2 separate regions of the Homo sapiens genome follow, and region 1 is linked to region 2. A link is a loop called in an ENCODE intact Hi-C map of the cell type or tissue named here. Cell type or tissue: PC-9. All regions are shown on one strand. Each heading gives the region's core, and the rest is flanking DNA. Links, peaks and the distances in the headings are about the cores only. Region 1 overlaps LOC105374602 (a long non-coding RNA gene). Region 2 overlaps AHRR (aryl hydrocarbon receptor repressor).

Region 1 (11,074 bases), core at 1,315-9,314, 390 kb before region 2:
TTGCGGTAAGCCGAGATCGCACCATTGCACTCCAGCCTGGGGAACAAAAGCCAAACTCCGTCTCAAAAAAAAAAAAAAATATATGTGTGGTGGTCATGGAAAGTTGTGACTTAGAGTCTCAGGTAAGTTTTGTTTCCATGTGAACACACTGCTTCCAATTGATGTTATGCCCAGAGCAATTAATAAATATCCTTTGAACTGAATTAGTGATTAACTGCAAATATCACAATACATCTTCTTAGTGGGCATGATAATTGGACATATTTAGTCCTTGCTGTGACCTGAGAAAGGAATTATTTTCATTAAATGTTTAATGTTTCACCCTGTTCATGCAGCTGGAGTTACTGATTCAGTTTGATGTGAATTCAGTCTTATAAAAGACCCATCATTATAACCTGCACTTATGCTTCCTATAGCATCGGAACTTCCAACTTGTAGGCAAAATAGATAAGATTTATATTCTTAAAAACCACAAGAAATCTCCCTTTATTCACAATAAACATAGAATTAGCTATTCTATTAACCTGAACAATAGAACTCACTGGGAGTGACCACATACCCAATATCACGCATTGCCCGAGTGTCTGAAAAGGTCAGTGGGCCATTTTGCTCCATGCTGTGCCACGGGCCAACCACGAGGGCTGTCAGTGACTCACTGCGTGGGCCACCCAGGGCATGTGGTGCTGAGGCTGTCGAAGAGCAAGACGAGGCTGTATTTAAACTCAGGCCTCTGCTAAGTGTCAGAACTTGGGTAAGATGCCAAACACTTTAGAGCCAGTTTCCTTTTCTATGACTGGGTTATAACACTCACCCTGTCAGGTTCTCGTGTGCGTTGACAAGGCCGGCACGTGACACACCAGGGGCAGAGTTGGATGTGAACCTTCTTCCTCAGACATCAGGGTCCTCATGAGCATCAACAAAATAAGGAGAGCTGTGTCAGGACTGCAGCAGGGACTCAGCAACAATCAGTCTCTTTCTCTTGTCTCATCGAAATCATATATTTTTTAAAAAGGTGCAGTTATCATGGATGTTTATATTGATTCCTGGGATCAGACAAATATACCTTTCCTTGTCATGCTGTTTTCTCTTCCTAGGTGGTTTGAAGAGCTTTGTTTTGGACTTGATACTCCTGGAGCGCACATGAGAAATGAGCTTTGTTTCGGACTTGATATTCCTGGAGTGCATTTTTTTTTCTAATTAGTCCAGTCTTGACCCTGAGCCATCACCCCTCCAGAATAGCAGGACATTCCACTCCACTGTAGTTGGGGTGCCACAATTTCACTACTAATCAAAGGCTCCTTGGTTTCTGAAAAGTGGGAGAAGTACCTCTAATAATCAGTCTAGATTGTCACTGCTCACTTTCTCGTTTTCCAATTCCACAGGAGCCCCCAAAAGCCCAGAAGGTTTCATTTCTTAGCATCTTATAGACCATGGGAACCAGGAAACACTGGAACCCCAGGGCCTGCACCCACCTCATTTGCACCCTGTCTCTGTTTCTATCACCCTGTAGGCATTGCTACAGAGCAGTGTTGGGACCCACTGGTGATCTGACTGCTTCCAGCCTGGGAAACTGCCTTCTTCTCTCCACTGATATCATGATATTTCTGCTTTCCACCCCACAGAAATCCTTGAATGAAGCACAGAAGGGATTGGTAGTTACCTGGTGTGAAGCAGAGCTGAGGCTATGGGAGGAAGCAATATTGCAATGGACTCTGTCATTGATGTCACTAGTGTGTAAATCTGTTACCACTATGGTCAAATTTTTATATTTTTTAAGATTATAACTCATTCTGCTCATTGTATTCAATGCAACATCTACCCTAAAAGATACCCAGGCATTAATTTATGCTTTTCTGTTTACAAATGAGAATTTATAAGCAAATTGAGGTAGCAATTAGATATTTTTTAATTGAAGGCAAAACAGAAGACACATACACATACATCAGTGAAACAGAACAGAGAGCCCAGAAACAGACTGAAATACAGCCAACTGATCTCTGACAAAGGAGCAAAGGCAATTCAATGGACAAATGGTGCTGGAACAACTGGACATCCACGCAGAAAAAAAAATGAATCTATAAACGGACCTTACACCTTTTACAAAAGTTAATGCAAAGTAGATATTAGATCAATATATGAAACGCAAAATTTTCAAACTCCTAGAAGATAACATAAGGAAAAACTCTAGATAACCTCGGATTTGGTGATTTTTTTTAGATACAACATCAAAGCATGATCCACGAAGAAAAAAATTGGGAAGTTGAACTTTAACATAAAAAAACTTTTGTTTTGTGAAAGATACTGTTAAGAGAATAAAAAGACAAACCACAGACAGTGAGAATATATTTGCAAAATACATCTAAGGATTCATATATGAAATATTCAAAGAACTCTTAAAACTCAACAATAAGAAAACAAATGACCCAATTAAAAATGGGCAAAAGCTGAACAGATATGCAGATGGAAATTAAGTATATGAAAAGATGCTCTGTATAATATGTTATTAGGAATTGCCAATTAAGACAAGAGTCAGATACCACTACACACCTATTAGAATGGCCAAAATCCACAAGACCAAAAACACCAAATGCTGGTCAGGATGTGGAGCAACAGGAACTCGCATTCATTGCTGTGGGCATTATGTGACATTTTGGAAAAGGGAAAATAACATAGATAGTAAAATATCTATGTAATTACGTGACATTCTGGAAAAGGGAAAATTACATACATAGTAAAATAATCAGTGGTTGACAGGGATTGGGGAGAGGAAAGGATGGATGGGCAGAGAGCCCTGGACGTTTAGGGCAGTGAGACCACCGTGTGTGATTTCACCACAACGGTAGACCCACGACAGTGTGCAGATGCCAACACCCATTGAATGCAGACCACGAAACGGTATTAATTACATAAACTATAAACTTTCTTAATGAAATAAATCCTGTTTTAAAAAAGTAGACAGTTTTGTTCAGTTACTGCCTACTTTCTGAAATGGAGATGGTGGAGTGCTTCCAAGGTTGTGAGGATAAAAATAGCTTAGAGAATATAATAACTAAAATAGGTGTGTAAACATTGTTAGACTATTTTATTCTCATTAAAAACATGCCTTAAAAAAATTTGCTATTTTTTACGACTGGGCAAGTAGTGCAAACACATTATTATAATTCTCCTCTAGCTCCACTCAGAAGTCAGGACTGCAGGGCTTCGGTGCAGGACTGCACAGCTCCACATGCACTTGCCAAACGCAACAACCTCTTTCAGCGTCACTAAAATATATCAATAGGAGGATTGAGTTTAGACCCAACCTGTGTTTTCTCCCCTGGAAAACAAAGGTTTTCATGTAACAAAGAAGGTCTTTACCGCCCTCATCTGAAACGCTGAGGCATCTCTGATGTCTGCTGTAAGTGCCGCCAGGCTCTCTGAAATCTCGCAATGGGAAAATGGACTGCAGATTCTGCTTTTAGAAAGGCGGGAATCAGAACTCATGTCGAAATGCCATGTCCTCATTCATACACATCTTCTTTTACAAATCCAACATGTTTAGTTACTTTGGGATTAACATGGGCCTATTTTAAAGTGCATTTATTAATGTAGCATGTGTTGTCCAAATGCATTCTGGATCCTGAGCCGACATCCAGCAATGCTGAGTGTGCGCCTGTGTGAGTCACCAGCACTGATGAGCCTCAGGTTATTGTGTTCGTAAAATGAAGGGGCTTAGGCTTGCTCCGATTTTTTAAAAACGATTTTTAATAGCAAACGCTTTTTTTCTTGCTACATAAAAATGCACAAGAAAAACTCAAACATTACCAATGATAAATTATAATTTCATTAATATAAATATTTTTGTGAACTCAATTTATATGACTTAGTTATTATAAAAGAAATAAGCAATATGAGGTGGCCATTACCATCCTTTCCTGTTTTATTTTGTTCATATGCTATTGATAAATCTTGATGTACACAGAAAAGTAGTTTTAAAGAATACTTTTAAAAAAACTTGACTTTAATTTCAAGAGACTTTTAAAAAATTCCTGCAATTGCTTTTTAAAGATTCTAGAACAGTTTTCTGTATCTTAAAGCTAAATAACTAGAAAGAGCTCACTCTTCTCACATTCTGTATTATAAATATGTAAATCAGAAAAGGAACAGACAAAATCATAAAAACACATGCATGAACAAATGGGCCTTGGTTTACATTGAATTGGATCTAGAATGCACATAGGTTATAGTAGTATTTTTGTGTGCAATTTTACATGAGTGGACTGCTGTCAAAATAAAAATTGTCTACAAGCTCTATTCAGTGGTATATTTGCACAAATGGTAAACATATACATAGAGATCATGGGAGAAATTTATTTCATGGCTTACAAGAAGACAGGTTAAGTTGGGACATTTAATTGTTTCATTAATGCTACATTTTATAATGCACTTGTATGGGCATGGTATTTAAATGTATTATCACAACTTTTAAATGCTCATTGTTACAGATGGAATTATTAGAGAAAGTACTAACTTATATCTTCTTTGTGTGTGCTTTGGAAGCACCAGGAAATAATAAAGCAGCCCTTTTCCCTTTTCCCATCTATTTCCTGAAGACCAAGCTGTGTTTTTGCAGATTAGGCCTTTCTGTTAACACACACACACACACACACACACACACACACACACACGCATGCATGCACACTCACGCACGCACGCATGCACACACACACACACGCAATATAGCCTTTAGGAGTTTAAAGGAGGGAAAGAGAATATGCCTGGATAACTCTCACCTAGGTATTTTCTGGGGAGATCTAGAATCATCTAAGGGGGTAAGCTGGACTAGCCAATGGGAAATCAAAACGAAGATACTGAAGAGATGTTCCCAGAAGAGGAGCATTCCTAATGGGCTAGGCCCTAGTCACATGCAATTCCCCAGATGTGGTTGGTGTGGCCAAGGTTCCAGCATTTGACAGCTGCCTTCTTGGCACTTCGTGTGCTGTGAGGAGCATCCCTCCCCAGTGCCAGGGGCAGTGGTCCTCTCACCCCCTTCAGAGTAAAGGGCCAGCAATTGGCAGTCACAAGAAAAGTAGTAAGATAGGAAGGTGAGGAGCATGAAGTCCCACCATACCAGCCTCCTGTGTCTGGCACAGAATATGATGAGGAACCTCTGTGAACTGGAATCTTCCATATCTTGATACATGGGAATTTCTGCTAGATATAATTTGACTTATAAAAAGAAAGAAATATGACCTTCTTGCATCTAAATATTGTAGAAGAGTTAATGACTGTAACATGGATGTTTTACATTCTGAGATGCTATTAAATCAATACCTGTCACAAAAGTATTCATAATTTTTTAGAAGAACAGAAGCAATCTCATCATATTAAATGCAGTGGATCAATTGTAAGATACATGCTAACGCCACAAAAAGTAAAGCATGGGAAAAAACATCTGTCTTAGAATGGAAAAATACAGTAGTTAAACTATTTTTAACTAGAATTTAAATGCAACATTTTAGGATATGAAACCCTCAACTCATTTTGAAAACTACTGGCTCAGATGAAACCTCTAAAAGATCATGAAACTAATCAGATAATTTTCTGTGCCTTTGCCTGAGAGTCTATCTGAAAGTGGTGCAATTTTTACAGAAGAGGAATAACGTGTCCCGAACTGGGAACCCTTCACGGGCCACCATTCTGGGTGGCGCTTCAGTGTAGAGTTTTGGTCAGCAGAGGGCTCCAGGGGACTGCTGGGGAAGGCCAGGACATGGAAGAGGGCCTAGAGCCAGGATTACCTGGGAGAGGGTGGACCAATTTTGTCAAGCGCCTGAGGACCATGCCATACAGGATTCTCTCAAAACCACTCACACACTAGGTGGGAATAAATGATAAGAGAAATTAATGTGTGCTTAGCATGTGAGAGCCGACACTCATTCTCTCTCAAAGACAAAAAGTGATTTGATGGCCTCGACTCCACGAGAAGGAGCATCATCTGTGGTCCTTCCTGGGGGTGAGGGGCGGAGAAGTGAGGCAGGCGTCAGAAAACAGGAGGGTTGATTAAAATCTGTACATTGACAGTCAACCCTCATTATCCTCCCTCACCGATGCCTGCACCCCACCCCTCGGGTAACCAGTGAGTAGAACACCAACAACCAACAAGCAAGCACCTGCCTTCCAGAGAGGAGAGGAGAAGGTTTTCTCCAGAGAAAGGAAACCATCCAGACCAAAGGCATCACTTACTAACATGCGGAAACCCCATCAACTCCCTGAAGTAAAACCTCTAGATGAGCCTTTCACTAATGATAACACAGACTCATTCTCCTTCTTCATGTGCCACTATTAAATGTGAACAGTGAAGAATCACCTCCAGACGAGCCTTTCACTAATGATAACACAGACTCATTCTCCTTCTTCATGTGTCACTATTAAATGTGAACGGTGAAGAATCACCATCTAGATGAGCCTTTCACTAATGATAACACAGACTCATTCTCCTTCTTCATGTGTCACTATTAAATGTGAACAGTGAAGAATCACCTCCAGACGAGCCTTTCACTAATGATAACACAGACTCATTCTCCTTCTTCATGTGTCACTATTAAATGTGAACAGTGAAGAATCACCTCCAGACGAGCCTTTCACTAATGATAACACAGACTCATTCTCCTTCTTCATGTGTCACTATTAAATGTGAACGGTGAAGAATCACCATCTAGATGAGCCTTTCACTAATGATAACACAGACTCATTCTCCTTCTTCATGTGTCACTATTAAATGTGAACAGTGAAGAATCACCTCCAGACGAGCCTTTCACTAATGATAACACAGACTCATTCTCCTTCTTCATGTGTCACTATTAAATGTGAACAGTGAAGAATCACCTCCAGACGAGCCTTTCACTAATGATAACACAGACTCATTCTCCTTCTTCATGTGTCACTATTAAATGTGAATGGTGAAGAATCACCATCTAGATGAGCCTTTCACTAATGATAACACAGACTCATTCTCCTTCTTCATGTGTCACTATTAAATGTGAACAGTGAAGAATCACCATCTAGATGAGCCTTTCACTAATAACACACTCATTCTCCTTCTTCATGTGTCACTATTAAATGTGAACGGTGAAGAATCACCTCCAGACGAGCCTTTCACTAATGATAACACAGACTCATTCTCCTTCTTCATGTGTCACTATTAAATGTGAACGGTGAAGAATCACCATCTAGACGACCCTTTCACTAATGATAACACAGACTCATTCTCCTTCTTCATGTGTCACTATTAAATGTGAACAGTGAAGAATCACCATCTAGACGACCCTTTCACTAATGATAACACAGACTCATTCTCCTTCTTCATGTGTCACTATTAAATGTGAACAACGAAGAATCACCAGACATTGAAGGGAAACCAATCTTAATGGGAAAAAACACCAAGGTAAACTGGCAGGCGGAATGATTGTTAAGAACCTAACATCGTAGCAAAATAAGAAATAAGAGTTTTATATCATCATTCACTTAGTGGCACTGTCTGGCGTTTCAGTACACAACTTGGATGTACTTTTGGGTTTTTTTTGTTTCATTTTGTTTTGTTTTGTTTTGTTTTTTTTTTTTTTTTTTTTTGGCACAGTCTCGCTCTGTTGCCCAGACTGGAGTAGAGTGGTGCAGTCTCGGCTCACTGCAACCTCCGTCTCCCAGGTTCAAGTGGTTCTCCTACCAATTTTTGTATTTTAAGTAGAGACAGGGTTTCGCCATGTTGGCCAGGCTGGTCTCAAACTCCTGACCTCAGATGGTCTGCCCACCTTGACCTCCCAAAGTGCTGGGATTATAGGCATGAGCCACCGTGCCCAGCCTGATAGAATTTTAACTATTAGAAGAAATCATAGGAAGCTACCATTCGAATAGATCAAACATCAGCAATATATTAAAATATCAGCAATTTCACATGATCAAGATTATTTTTAAAAAATAAAAAGAGAACAGAATTGATTCAATTTCTAGGCCAGCAACCAAGGAAAAAGCAAAGAATGAAAGATTTTATAATCGCATCATAATAGCAAGATCTTATATTTCTATTGAGCTTTAAAGATTACAGGCCAGGTGCGGTGGCTCACGCCTGTAATCCCAGCACTTTGGGAGGCCGAGTCGGGCGGATCACAAGGTCGGGAGTTCAAGACCAGCCTGGTCAATATGGTGAAACCCTGTCTCTACTAAAAATACAAAAATTAGCTGGGCATGGTGGCAGGCACCTGTAGTCCCAGCTACTCGGGAGGCTGAGGCGGGAGAATCGCTTGAACCCGGGAGACGGAGGTTGCAGTGAGCCAAGATCGTGCCACTGAACTACAGCCTGGGTGACAGAGCAAGACTCCGTCTGAAACAAACAAACAACAACAACAACAAATTACAAAACACAACAATATACATTGTCTTGTTTGATCTTTAAACAATCCTATAATTGTAATTAATATATCTAAAAATTGTAACTCTTGAGAAATCCAGGATGACATAAATAAGGCCTAAACACAGCTTTAATTTGCCAAGTAATGGGAAGAGAAGGGATCGGAAGCCCGGCTGACTGACCCCACAACCTCTACTTCCAGTACTTAAAAGAAGTCAGCCAGGACGAAACCTTGGGAAGGACCTGAGATAAAGGCAGTGGGAAAAGAGCAGAGTCAAGGATGATCTATGAACAGGTAAAAAAAGGAATGCCTTAAATACAAAAACATATGTCCACAGAGCTGGGAGTTGTACGAAGCCGTGTAATTAGAGAACATCATGTTGACAGCAGACTCTTGACCTAGGGGGAAAATGTTCATGACACTGACTCCCAGAAGGATAAACCTCAAGGATTCCAGATATGAGGCAGTCAAACCCTCAATTGGAAGCACTGTACAAATGTTCATGGCAAGAACTGAAATGAATTTATACCCACATAAAACTACATGTAGGGAAATGCTGACTTTGTAAGATGTTTCTGGACACTACATTAGCAGCTGTGCCACACACACACAACACAAACTCAGGCAAGCCTGTCACCTGCACAGCTGGAGGGTTAGCTTGGACAGGGCGATTACAGTCTCCCCCAAAACCCTTCCTTCTCGTCCATGCCTGAATCCTATTCACATGCTACAAGGACCACATGCTTGTGGAATCCAACTCAGCTCACTTTAGAACCAAAGGATGCCTCTGTGACACATGCAGAAATGACTTCCTTTTCATTTTCATTCAGTCTGTAGGAAGAGAACAGCTGCAAGAGAGAGAAAGAAAATGTACACACTGGCTAGGTGGAGACGGCACCTGAAGAGTGACTTTCATGTTTAGCCCCAACGGTTTATAAACATTCATGTGGAGATTAAAGATATTCCCCAAAACCAGAAAACACAACTGAGTCAGCTTCTGTTAGTAAGCATCGCGCTGCAACCCGGAGGCCAGATGTCCTTGGAAAAGATCAGAGACATAAAACATCACCGCCTCTGTTTATGCAGCTTACTGAAGTTTACACGGAATCCTCATGCCTTCCCTGCGTTTAAGCCTTCTATGCAAATGATAGAGACTCTAAGTAGAGAAGGAGCAGCAGATTCTTGTCCAGTTCCGTGAGTCAACACCTGCATTGTCTCACTCCCCATGTTGACGGCTGTAGAGGACTTTCCATTCTCTGCCCCTACTGCCTCCAAAAACATTGGTTTTACATTGCCATAGCTAACATTAATACCTCCTAGAATAAAGGGGGAATCACCACCGAGTGTCAGTTCTGGTTCAGATGCTGGAGTGAGGGTGTTATTCTTCTTACATATAATGCAGTAACTCCACATTGCACCAGTGGTTTGGTCAAAAGAGACTAAATTTCTAGGGAATTAGTGTTGATTATTTTTAGATATCATAACCTTGGCTTTACTGACACCTTATATTAAACAGATCTTACTTGCCAAATGCCACAAGATGCAGGCTGACAGATGGGCTCCCAGGGCTCTTGTGAGCCAGAACTGTCATATATGCAAAACGACGAGACAGAGAACACTGCCCACATCCAACACAGCACAGCCACCCTGAAAGCCTCAGCATGTAAACTTTCGTGGCACCACCCTTTCTTTTAGAAATGTGTTTAGATTTTATAGACTTTTGCTAGATTTTGTTATATAAGCTTTATGTACTGAAAGGTCTTACAGATTTTTAAATATTGAGTAAAATGTTCACCAGTATATTTTATATATATATATAATTTTTTTTCTTTAAAAACAAGGCCCTGGCTGGGCAGGTGGCTCACGTCTGTAATCCCAGCACTTTGGGAGGTTGAGGCAGGCAAATCACAAGGCCAGGAGTTCGAGACCAGCCTGGCCAACATGGTGAAACCCCGTCTCTACTAAAAATACAAAAAATTAGCTGGGCATAGTGGCGAGCACCTGTAATTTCAGCTACTTGGGAGGCTGAGGCCCGAGAATCACTTGAACTTGGGAAGTGGAGGTTGCAGTGAGCCGAGATCACCCCAATGCACTCCAGCCTAAGCGACAGAGTGACACTCCATCTCAAAACAAAAAACAAAAAACAAGGCCCTTATACAAATCACCCTTCAAACTTTTATTTAGAATTTAAGGTCATTTGGGGCTGTCATGTAAACAAAATTCTCCCAATTGCTAGGGTCCTCTTGGGGTGCTGCATTCCTGCAAGCCATGATCATGCCAGGCTTTGTCAGTGATTGGAAAAACAGATCCTTCTCCATCTGGGAGCTCAAATGCCTAGGGTGATGCCAGATCAACTTTTCATTACTGAGTCATACATTCCTAAATTCAGCGTATCACAGACAAACAGACATACCTTTAACAGTTTAACCTGACAAAGGTCTGAAATATTTCCATTGCAATAAAAGTTGTGAAAAGGCTATCTTGCTAGAGATCTCTGACTCAGAGAAGAAAGTGAAGGCTGGGCATGGTGGCTCACGCCTGTAATCCCAGCACTTTGGGAGTTCGAGGCAGGTGGATCACTTGACATCAGGAGTTCGAGAGCAGCCTGGGAAACACAGTGAAAGCCTGTCTCTACCAAAAATACAAAAATTAGCTGGGCATGGTGGTGTGTGGCTGCAGTACCAGCTACT
Region 2 (11,074 bases), core at 2,025-10,024:
ACTGAGCTCTGTGCACCCTGTGATGGTGTGGGGGTGTTAACCCATGTGTCTCTGGTGGGGGGGCGAGGGCCGGTGCTGAGCTCTGTGCACCCTGTGATGGTGTGGGGGCTTTAACCCACGTGTCTCTGGTGGGTGGGAGAGGGCTGGGCACTGAGCTCTGTGCACCCTGTGATGGTGTGGGGGTGTTAACCCATGTGTCCCTGGTGGGGGGGCGAGGGCCGGTGCTGAGCTCTGTGCACCCTGTGATGGTATGGGGGTGTTAACCCATGTGTCTCTGGTGGGTGGGAGAGGGCTGGGCACTGAGCTCTGTGCACCCGGCGATGGTGTGGGGCTGTGACGCCTCTGGGCATGCGTGATGAGTCAACCGTGAGGCCTGCTGTGGTGGACAAGCCAGGTCGATGAGAATGTAAAACTCTGCAGTAGGTTTATACTCTAGTTGTACCTTTATTTAAAACTTATTAAAATATTTTTTAAAATGTGCCCCACATCTGCCAAGGGCTGGCAAACTGGGAGAGCCTCTGGCTGTGGCTGGCGTGAGTGGCTGAGCCCATGGCATCTGCTGAGCTTTTTGGTTTCACCCTCTTCTCTTGCAAACAGATACTTGGGGTTTTCACTTCTGCTATTTGACCATTTCTTCTTCCAGCTCCTCATTGAATCAGAGAACTCCTCCCCATCGGACATGTCAGGGCAAAGGCCTCCCACCCTGTCCCAGAGCCCTGCCCACCTTGCAGACCCTCCAGGCACTGTGGTCCCCCTGGCCACAGCACAGTCAGCCCTGGGTCATGGCCCCTCAGAGCCCCAGTGGTGGCCCTTGCTGTCTCCTGGCTGCAATTCAATGCCACAAGGCCCTCAGACCCCAGCACCCCACAAGGCCCTCTGACTCCAGCACTGTAGCTGGGCAGGCCCCCTGGGCTCAGCTTTCCACCCATTTGTGGACCCATGACCTCCTGGGGACCTTGGGTGCAGACGGTCCCCATGGCAGAGGTACCTGTGGGTCTGCCTGTTTCTGTGTCTTTCCCACCCACTGGGTGCCTGGTGGAAGGACCAGCTCTCCACAGGCCCCAGATCTGTTGCCACGCACACGCCCCAGGGCACATCTTTCATTTAGGTAGCTAGGGACAATAAAGTTTTATTTATTTATTTATTTATTTTTGATGGAGTCTCGCTCTGTCACCCAGGCTGGAGTGCCTGGTGCAATCTCGGCTCACTGCAAGCTCCGCCTCCTGGGTTCACGCCATTCTCCTGCCTCAGCCTCCTGAGTAGCTGGGACTACAGGCGCCTGCCACCACGCCCGGCTAATTTTTTTGTATTTTTAGTAGAGACAGTGTTTCACTGTTGGTATTTTGTTCTAAATTTTGAGGAAATTAAGATACTTACTTTTATTGGCTAAGGAATGTTGTTCGTTTTTTAAAATTGTATAACCAATTCCTGGTTAATTAAAAACTCTTATTTCTAGGTGACCCAAAATTGGAAGGATTTTACTGTGCAGCCACTGGAATATAGTTTAAAATGGAATTGTCAAACAAAGAACTGAATGGAGGAAACAAGCCAGAGAAATTAGATTGATGCTAAAATATTGCAATAAGGTTTACACAAATACGTGTCTGATTCTGTTTTCCCATTAAAATCCATTCATCCACAGCACCATAAAGGGCTCCTGTATTGACACAGAATACACCAAGACCCTGCAGGACCTCACGGCTCTTCCCGGCTTTCACCCTGAGTGGTGCAGTCTTGGCAATGCGGGTGTCATGGAAGCTCCCTCATGCCACCCACAGGGCCAACTGAAAATGGTAGTTTTTGAGATTCGGCTGAAATTAACTTGGGAGCTTGAAATCAGCTGTGTTGGGAATATTTATACTAAAAAAATTGGCAAACACTGCATATCTGGGAATTTTTCCCCCTGGAGAGCTAGATGTTAAACATTTCCCAGCACACCGCTGCCTTGAATCCCCACCAATTATGTGACTGCTACACAGCAGGTGTTTATTATTTGTTTAATATATCCATGGACAGATGGAAAGATGGATGAATGGATGAATGGATGGTTGGATAGATGGGAAGATGGATGGATGGATGGATGGATGAGTGGATGGATGAGTGGATGGATGGATGAGAAGATGATGGATGGTTGGATAGGAAGATGATGGATGGATGGATGGGAAGATGGATGGGTGGATGGATGGATGGACAGATGGAAAGATGGATGAATGGATGGATGGATGGTTGGATAGATGGGAAGATGGATGGACAGATGGAAAGATGGGTGAATGGATGGATGGATGGTTGGATAGATGGGAAGATGGATGGATGGATGGATGAGTGAATGGATGAATGGGAAGATGACGGATGGATAGATGGACAGATGGATGGATGAATGGGAAGATGGATGGGTAGGTGCATAGATGGACAAATGGAAAGATGGATGGATGGACGGATGGGTGGATGGATGGATGGATAGATAGAAAGATGGATGGGTGGATGGGTGGACGGATGGATGGATAGATGGATGGGTGGATGGATGGCTAGATGGACAGATAGATGGGTGGATGGATGGATGGATGGGAAGATGATGGATGCATGGACAGATGGATGAATGGATAGGAAGATGGATGGATGGATGGATAGATGGGAATATGATGGATGGGTGGAAACATGGATAGATGGATGGATGGGTGGATGGATGGATGGATGGGTGGGTGGGTGGCTGGGTAGATGAATGTATGGGAAGATGGATGGATGGAAACATGGCTGGATGGATGGGAAGATGATGGATGGAAACATGGATGGATGGATGGATGGGTGGATGTGAAGATGGATGGGTGGGTGGATGGATGGATGGGAAGATGATGGATGGATGGGTGGGTGGATGGATGGGTGGATGGATGGATGGATGGAAAGATAGATTGGTGGATGGATGGATGGATAGAAAGATAGATGGATGAAATAAGGATAGAGGGTGGAGCCACATTGTGGGGTGATTCTTCCATACAAGGCAGGAGTACCCCTGAAGGCCCTTGGTAAACAACTAAATTATACATCAGCCTTCCCTTTGTAGAGAGATATTTTATTTTCTTATATAACAAACTCCTAGCTTACTTGCTGGCTTTTAAAGTCTCACTGTACACCCTAGATAAATAAAATCAAGTCGTGCCTAAATTTCATAATTACAAATGAAGAATTGATAATTTGGAAATGGAGTGTTAAAGCTGAAACAATCCTTGGAGATCATCCACTCCTGCGAATTCTTGCCAGGGGTTTGCCGCTGGCCCGGCTGTGGGCAGGTGGCAGGTCCCACAGGCGCAGTTCGTGCCACCTGCGCATGGGGTGGCACACATGAACAGGCACACACGCGGGAATGAACCTGTCAAAGGCCGTCGCCGCGGCTCCAGAGAAACTGGGAGTGGGGGATGGTTTCAGGATGATTCAAGCACATCGAATCACTCTGCAGGCCCGGGGGTCACAGGCTTGGCAGCTGCGGCTCTGCTGTCCCGAGCCACTCATGGTGAGCTGCCTCCCTACGAATTCCAGCCGCTGTCGCGCCCTTGAGTTCTGTGTCCTGTGACCACCTTGCCAGGCCACTTGGTGAACACGCCTTCCTCTCTGTCTTTAAAACACCAGACGATGCAGTTTCAAGGAAAACTAAAATTCCTGTTTGGACAGAAGAAGAAGGCGCCGTCAGGAGCCATGCTCCCGCCGCGGCTGTCGCTGTTCTGCATTGCGGCACCCGTTCTCCTCCCCTCCGCAGCGGAGATGAAAATGAGGAGCGCGCTCCTGAGGGCAAAACCCAGAGCAGACACCGCAGCCACCGCGGATGCAAAGTGAGTAAGACTCGCCCTTCACAGCCACATGGTGCCTGCTGGCGGCCCCCACAAAACACCTCCACACTCAGTGTTTTCTGTGTCTTCTTTCTTCATTTCCAGCCAGTAATAAGTCAGTTTCGTGTCGTAAAAGTCATTACACAACATAGGCAGCAGCGATTAGATGAAACAATGTTTTTCAAACTCGTATTTGCAAACTGGCACCAAACGTTGCCTGTATCGATTCATTCCTAAATCATCCTGTTACAGAACCAGTTTCAGAATAAGTGTCCTGACCCCGTGTCCTCAAGAAAATGCGGAGCTGGCTGTGGCCCCTGCCTTTCTCCATCTCTTGGCTGCCCGCCCTTCACACCGTCTGTCTATGGACAAGTGGAGGTAGTTCCCGGCTGCAGGACATGCCGGAGAGATGCGTCCCTGGTGGGCAGATGGAGGGTGAACGGCACAGCTGCCCCTCCAGCTGGTCCTCGTCCCTGGCCAACCCAGGCCTACCCACAGCTCCCTCAGCCTTTCAGAAGTAGAAAACACCCTGTTGGTCCCCGAGCTTGTTGGTACTAGGGACCAGTTTGGTGGAAGACAATTTTTCCACAGACTGGGAGTGGGGGGATGGTTTCAGGATGATTCAAGCACATTACGTTTACTCACTATGCATTTCATTTCTGTTTTATTACATTGTAATATATAATGAAATAATTATACAACTTGGCATAATGTAGAACCAGTGGTAGCTCTGAGCTTGTTTTCCTGTAACTAGGCGGCCCCATGGCGGGGGTGGGGGTGATGGGAGACAGTGACAGATCATCAGGCATTAGATTCTCATGAGCTCGAACCTAGGGCTCTCCCTCACATGCACAGTTCACAACAGGGTTCACAGTCCTGTGAGAATCATGCCCCAGCTGAGCTGACAGGCAGTGGAGCTCTGGCGGTCACGCGAGCAGTGGGGAGTGGCTGTAAATATAGATGAAGCTTCACTCGCTTGCGCAGGGCCCACCTCCTGCCATGCAGCTTGGCTCCTAGAGGCCATGGACGGGTACCAATCTGTGGCTGGGGGCTGGGGACCCCTGCCCTTGGGGATTCGTGTCTATAGTTTCCTAGAATGTGTTAAGTCTGCCTTGCGTGCTGGGAGAGATGCAAATGCTGTGCCTATAGAAACTGTGTTCCACCTGCTGGGAACACACCAGTGAGGTAGGGCCGGGGCTGCCAGGATGCCAGAGATCCAACTTCCTCTCAGAGAATCGTGCAGGAGTGAGGTAGGGCTGGGCCGCCAGGATGCCAGAGATCCAACTTCCTCTCAGAGAATCTTGCAGGAGTGAGGTAGGGCCGGGGCCGCCAGGATGCCGGAGATCCAACTTCCTCTCAGAGAATCGTGCAGGACCCCTTCCCCGGCCACCTGGGCGAGTTGCCGCTCCTGCCACTTCCTCCTGGGACAGCCTGATGGGGCGGGGCTGAGCGCAGGGCAGAGGGGTGGTCTGGGCCGGCCCTGCCCCTGCCCCCTGGCCCTCAGCCCCCGGGTCCTTGGCTGTCGGTGAGGTGCTCCTGCTCTGTGACTCCGAGACCCACCCGACTTGTCCTCGGCCCCTCGGCGCTGCAGGCCCAGGCCCTGGTAACCAAGTGCAGCTCAGCCTTGCCGCGCGATCCTGCAGCCGCCACTGGGCAGCCCGCTTTGTTCGTGGCCTCCCCACTCTGTGGGTAGCAAATACTGAGTGGGAAAGGAATCTTAGCAGGCGTCGAATTCAGCTCCCCAGCCAGCCCAGTGGGAATCTCTGGCATAGCGCCCAGGAGTGATTGGCTGAGGCTGCACAAACCCCACACGGAAAACATTGCTGGGTTCAGACAGAACCTTGAGAGCAGATTCTTCGTGGTGTGACTCGAATCTCACTGCCTGGGGTTGCCACGGCCCTGTGTTGGCTGAGCGCTCTCTGCTCTGTTTGCCTTGCCCCGGGTTACGGTTTCCAGATATGTCCTGATTCCGATGCTCCTCCTCTGTGCATGGACAGCCCCGGGGATGTTCACAGCAGATGGAGCTGTGCAGACCGGAGCAGACGTCCCCGCCCTGTTCTGGGCGCTGCCTTTACTGCTGTACCTGCTGTGGCAGGCGCGTTGGGGTGATCTTAAGTTGCAGTCACGTGTGTTGCCTTGTGGTCCGACTTTGAATTCTAGCTGCATTCCTTAACTTCCATTAGTATTCAATTTCATTTTTTAGATGCGGTCTTGACTGACCTTGTCAGAGTCCAGGCTCCCGAACTAGTTTGAGATCTGGGACTCAGCAGCACCCGGCACGCTGCCGTCCCTCCTGTTCTTTGGCGCCTTTGACGGGCAGCACATCTTCTGTATTCACACCCGTGCCCTCCGTGGGAGCACCAGGACCCGCCACTGAGCCCCCTCTGGGAGGACCCCGTCACACGCCTGCTGGCTTCCCGATGCAGAGGATACGGCCGAGGGCCCTTTCGCCCCAGGGGACCTGCAAAGGAGGACCTTGGAGGCTCTGGGACGCCCTGCTCAGTGTCCAGGGTTGACTGTGAAGGGCTTCTGTCTGCAGGCCCCAAGGCCACCTTGCCGGCACTCACGGTGGTCTCTGTTGTGGGCGTGAGTTCCATCCTCACCTTTGACCTCTTTCAGATAACCGTTTAGACAGCTCTACAGTCTGACAGCAGCAGCGGTTATTTGAAGGTTTTCATGCTGTGTTGGTTTCCACGTTCGTTACTCATTTCTGCTTATGAGCAGCTTCTGCCTGGGCCCTGCTAGCCCCACCTCACTGCTGCTGTCTGAGGGTGGACAGAGGGCAGCTCCAGGGACGGCCAGGACACGGGTCAGCCTGCTGAGGCCCACACATCTCTGGAAGGTTTTAAATTAAATGTATGTACCTTATTTTAAAGGATGGAAATGTAGAGTGCAAGGGAGGAACATAGAATTCTAAAGGGAAAAGAAGTAAATGCTACATAGGTGCACAGAAAAGGACCTGGGGTCTCTGCAGGGCTCGGGCCCAGGTCTTCCGGCACCTACAGGGACCACGCAAACCCTGGAACACTGTCCTCCGCTTACCGTCACCGTGGAGTTTCCACTGCACATGGCAAGCCCGGTCTTCCCTGGGAGTTCCCAACCCTAGAAGCAGAGGGGACGCAGCCCCCTGGTGTCAGAGCAGGGCAGGGCAGGCCTGGCCCTGTGTGCGCACAGCCCTGTCCCGGCCCTGGGGTGGAGCGTAGGTGTGGGATCACAAGCTCAGGTGTGGGGCCGAAGGTCACAGCGCTCCTCCTGCGGCCTGGACGAGACCCCCTGTGGGGCTGTGAGGGTGGGGTGGAGCCCAAGGCACATAAAGCTGGCACACAACTTCAGCTCAACAAACATGTTATTCAAACTCAGAAGGGGGAAGAAAACTTGCCAAACCAAGAATACTGACTCCCATGAGCCGAAGGCTTTTGGAATTCTCCCCACCCTGCTCTGAGCTGGATTCAGAAGCCGGCTTTCAGGATACACCTTGTGGTCCACCAGTCCTGAGCCGCAGGACTGTGGTCCAGGGCACCACAGTGGTGCAAGATGCAAGGTGCATTCTGCAGAATCAGAGCCCTGAGGCAGTGGCAGCAGCCTCCAGCGGCCCCCAACAGCAGCCCCCATGGCCCCCAGCAGCGGCCCCTAGCAGCCCCCAACAGCCCCCCAGTCTTCCACAGCTTTTCCCACAGGGGTTTTGTGACATGATCTTGATCTGCCTCTTCCTGAAGCCCATTCTGTGAATTCCTCTGCTCGCCATAATTCACTGGGACCCCCATGTCAACACACCCTGTGCTTTGCAGCCATTCATGGACATAGATGGGGCATTGTGAGTCTTGTGTTAGTCATGGGCCTCCTGGAGGTGCCCAGAGGACAGAGAGGAGGGCAGCACCGGAGCTGTGGCTGTGGGGCCAGTCAGATGGGTTTGAACTCAACTCTGGGACCTGCTGGTGGGGCAGCGCTACTTACTGTTTCTCTTTTGAAAAGCAAAAGAAAATAGAATCTACCAGGGTGAGTTGTTGGGATTTAAGATTCAGATCAGTGTGATGCGTGTGTGGGTACACACACATGTCCCGTGTGAGTTGGTCTCCAACTCACCTCAGTGTTCACTTCCTGGAACATAACTACCTGGAGTCATGAGAATGGACCGTATTTTCTTTCTGGCCTTCCAGGAAAAAAATATAAGCTCTAAAAATCATCCTATGATTTTATCCTTCTACTTTCTGAAGCAAATTCATTAGCCCTTCATTGGCCTGAAAAGTGACGTGACAATATTTTCAGTAAACCTGTAACTGAGAAAATAACTTTCCACACTATAAAGAATTAAACAAGAGTGAACTATTGTTTCTGTCTTCACTGCTCAGGTGTGACAGCAATACCTGTCATTATTAATTTCTACCATCAAAACATGTTTCATCCACATGTCATCTTGTTCATCCGTCACATGTCACATGTTCATCTGTGTTCTTCACAGAGTAAAAGCCACCACCAGTCTGTGCGAATCGGAACTGCATGGAAAACCCAATTACTCAGCAGGTACTTAGAACATTTCTTATCTGATCTTTTCCACATGGGTAAAATGTGTTTCTGCCCTTGGAGAGCTTCCCCGCCCAGTGGAGATGTTGGCGTATTCCATGGAAAAGCCATTTTGCAGAGACTTGGTGTCTGTCCTGCTGTGGACAAGTGCCGTTCCTGGGCTCTGGTCTGTGCATTTCTGAGGAGCCGATGGGTCCTGCCTTGCTGAGAACAAGCAACCGTCTTCCAGGAGCTCCTCAGCTCGCACCGTGACGGCTTCCCCCCCCTCTAAACCCCAACAGGAAGGAGCAGCAGAGAGAGCGGCGTTTTGGTGCTCAGGGAACAGACTGACGCTGGCCGATGGGCACAGGTTCCCGCCAGGGCCCCATGCCTGTGCCTCCGGGGTGGCCCTGACCTTGTCCTTGACCCCAAGGGGGGCTCAGGGTAAGTGGTGCCAGGCAGCCTCCCCCAGCCCTGGCAGCTCCCTAAGTCACCGTGGAGGCCAAAGAGCGGGTGGGGGAGTGATTAAGAAGAAAAATAAAAAAGACGACAGCAGCCTTGGCCACCACACGAGCCACAGCTAACCTTACTCTCTGTGGAGCTGTCCACACAGCTTCCCGGACTGGAAGTCACGTGTGTCGCTGGGGACTGACCCCGGGAAGCAGTGGTCCAGGGATGTTGGGAGCGAGGATGCCCCGTGGGCTCTGGGACCCGCCCTCACCTGTCACTCGGACCCTGGGTCACCCGGCTCCAACCTCATCTTGCCTTTGCTCAGAGCCCTCTCTCCCCCCTCTCCCTCCCCAGGGCCTGCCTGCCACCCAGGTGGGCCTCCTCCCCTTTCCTGACCAGCCCAGCTGTGCCCCACAGGCCCCTCCCCACTCTCCAGGTCACCATCTCACAGTCATGCAGTGCCAGTCCCAAGGCACGTGGTGTCCTGTTGGTCAGCAGCAGAGCTTGGCCACAGAAACTGCTGGACATGGTGTTTTCTGCTTTGCAGTTCCCTGGGACCATTTGCACCGCCCTTCCCCACCCCTAACGCTAGTGACTGGTGTGGCTGACACTGGACAGCTGGCATAGGCCTCACAGAGACATCTCCCTGAAGCCTGCACCCTCGCCCCACCCTGGGCCTTCCTCACTCGCCCCAGGCACGCAGTGGGGGTGGGGTGCTGGCACAGCCTCCTGGGCTGCTGGGGGGGTTAGAAGGCACAGCGCAGTGAGGGGTCGGTGTAGCAGCCTTGGCAGATTTAGCATCGTCCTGATTTCGTAGCCTCCCTTAGAGACCCCCACCCAGGGCAGCCAGACCTGGTGTCTTCAGCTGCTGTCAAATGGGCCCCGTCTTTTCTCTGCAGGGACAGGGAGGAGGAGCAGCACAGGATGCTGAGCAGGGCCTCTGGAGTGACAGGGCGGAGGGAGACTCCAGGACCCACAAAGCCCCTGCCCTGGACAGCGGGAAAGCACAGTGAGGATGGTGCCAGGCCGAGGCTGCAGCCCAGCAAGAATGACCCGCCCTCCCTGCGCCCCATGCCCCGCGGCTCCTGCCTGCCCTGCCCGTGTGTCCAGGGCACTTTCAGGAACTCGCCCATCTCTCACCCGCCGAGCCCGTCCCCCAGTGCCTACTCCAGCCGGACCAGCAGACCCATGCGGGATGTCGGTGAGGACCAGGTGCACCCTCCCCTCTGCCACTTTCCCCAGAGGAGCCTGCAGCACCAGCTCCCTCAGCCTGGAGCTCAGCGTTTTGCCACGAGGGGCTATCCCATGGAGGACATGAAGCTGCAAGGTGTACCGATGCCTCCGGGGGACCTGTGTGGTCCGACGCTGCTGCTAGATGTGTCCATCAAGATGGAGAAGGACTCTGGGTGTGAGGGTGCTGCAGACGGCTGTGTGCCCAGCCAGGTGTGGCTGGGGGCCAGTGACAGGAGCCACCCAGCCACCTTCCCTACCAGGATGCACCTGAAAACAGAGCCAGACTCTCGGCAACAGGTGTACATCTCGCACCTGGGGCACGGCGTGCGGGGGGCTCAGCCCCATGGGAGGGCCACTGCTGGGCGCAGCAGGGAGCTGACCCCTTTCCACCCTGCACACTGTGCCTGCCTGGAGCCCACAGACGGCCTTCCCCAGTCGGAGCCTCCCCACCAGCTCTGTGCACGGGGCCGAGGTGAACAGTCCTGCACCTGCAGAGCTGCTGAGGCCGCCCCTGTGGTCAAGCGGGAGCCCTTGGACTCACCCCAGTGGGCTACTCACAGCCAGGGAATGGTGCCCGGGATGTTGCCCAAAAGTGCCTTGGCCACGCTGGTCCCGCCCCAAGCTTCGGGGTGCACATTCCTGCCATAGCGCAGTGACCACCATCCAAGCTCAGATCTGTGTGTCTACGCTCAGATGCGTCGGTGGCTGGGCTGCCCTGCTCCTGGTCAGGCCGGAGCCCGTCCTAAGACACACGCTTTGCAGAGCTGTGCATGCGCAGTCTGCTAGTGTGTGTGTGCAGCATACGCAGGAGCCTATCCTGAATTTTGTAAAATATCCCAACAGTTCTTAAATGAAAACTGGCCTTAAGTCTATTCAAGCATGACAGCATTTCTCTTTGAGGAATTAAAATCTTTAGGAAAGTGATCATGGCTGGACAGCTTCATGCCCCAGAGGCAGCGAGCACCCGTCCCATGGCTGCCAAGTCCACAGTCGGGGATGAAGCAGTCGGGTGATGCTCCCAAGTCCGCAGTCGGGGATGAAGCGGTCGGGTGATGCTCCCAAGTCCGCAGTCG

The links. Hi-C counts contacts between places; a loop is a spot of excess contacts. Peaks named below come from ENCODE experiments on the same cell type or tissue, not always from the same donor. Only the 100,000 strongest peaks of a DNase experiment are listed, where the experiment ranks them.
Region 1: it touches region 2 in a loop (13-fold over the local background); 3 of 110 quality-filtered maps call a loop at or near these places.

What each region holds. Positions count from the first base shown.
Region 1 is chr5:36,736-47,809 of GRCh38, forward strand. It overlaps LOC105374602 (a long non-coding RNA gene), which reads right to left. Exons shown (of 3, transcript XR_001742541.1): 2 at 812-903. Among named protein-coding and RNA genes, the nearest start is that of PLEKHG4B, 50 kb to the right of the region's middle. In PC-9, for the core only: a CTCF peak has its summit at 5,722 (motif pointing right); no DNase peak of the experiment used is centred there; H3K27me3 peaks cover 6,863 bases.
Region 2 is chr5:424,186-435,259 of GRCh38, forward strand. AHRR (aryl hydrocarbon receptor repressor) reads left to right here. Exons shown (of 11, transcript NM_001377236.1): 8 at 3,622-3,821; 9 at 8,278-8,339; 10 at 8,621-8,762; 11 at 9,668-11,074. The coding sequence ends at 10,649. PDCD6-AHRR (PDCD6-AHRR readthrough (NMD candidate)) reads left to right here. Exons shown (of 13, transcript NR_165163.2): 10 at 3,622-3,821; 11 at 8,278-8,339; 12 at 8,621-8,762; 13 at 9,668-11,074. Among named protein-coding and RNA genes, the nearest start is that of EXOC3-AS1, 13 kb to the right of the region's middle. RefSeq lists enhancers at 506-1,125, 6,673-6,952, 7,093-7,212. In PC-9, for the core only: CTCF peaks have their summits at 6,951 (motif pointing left) and 7,157; no DNase peak of the experiment used is centred there.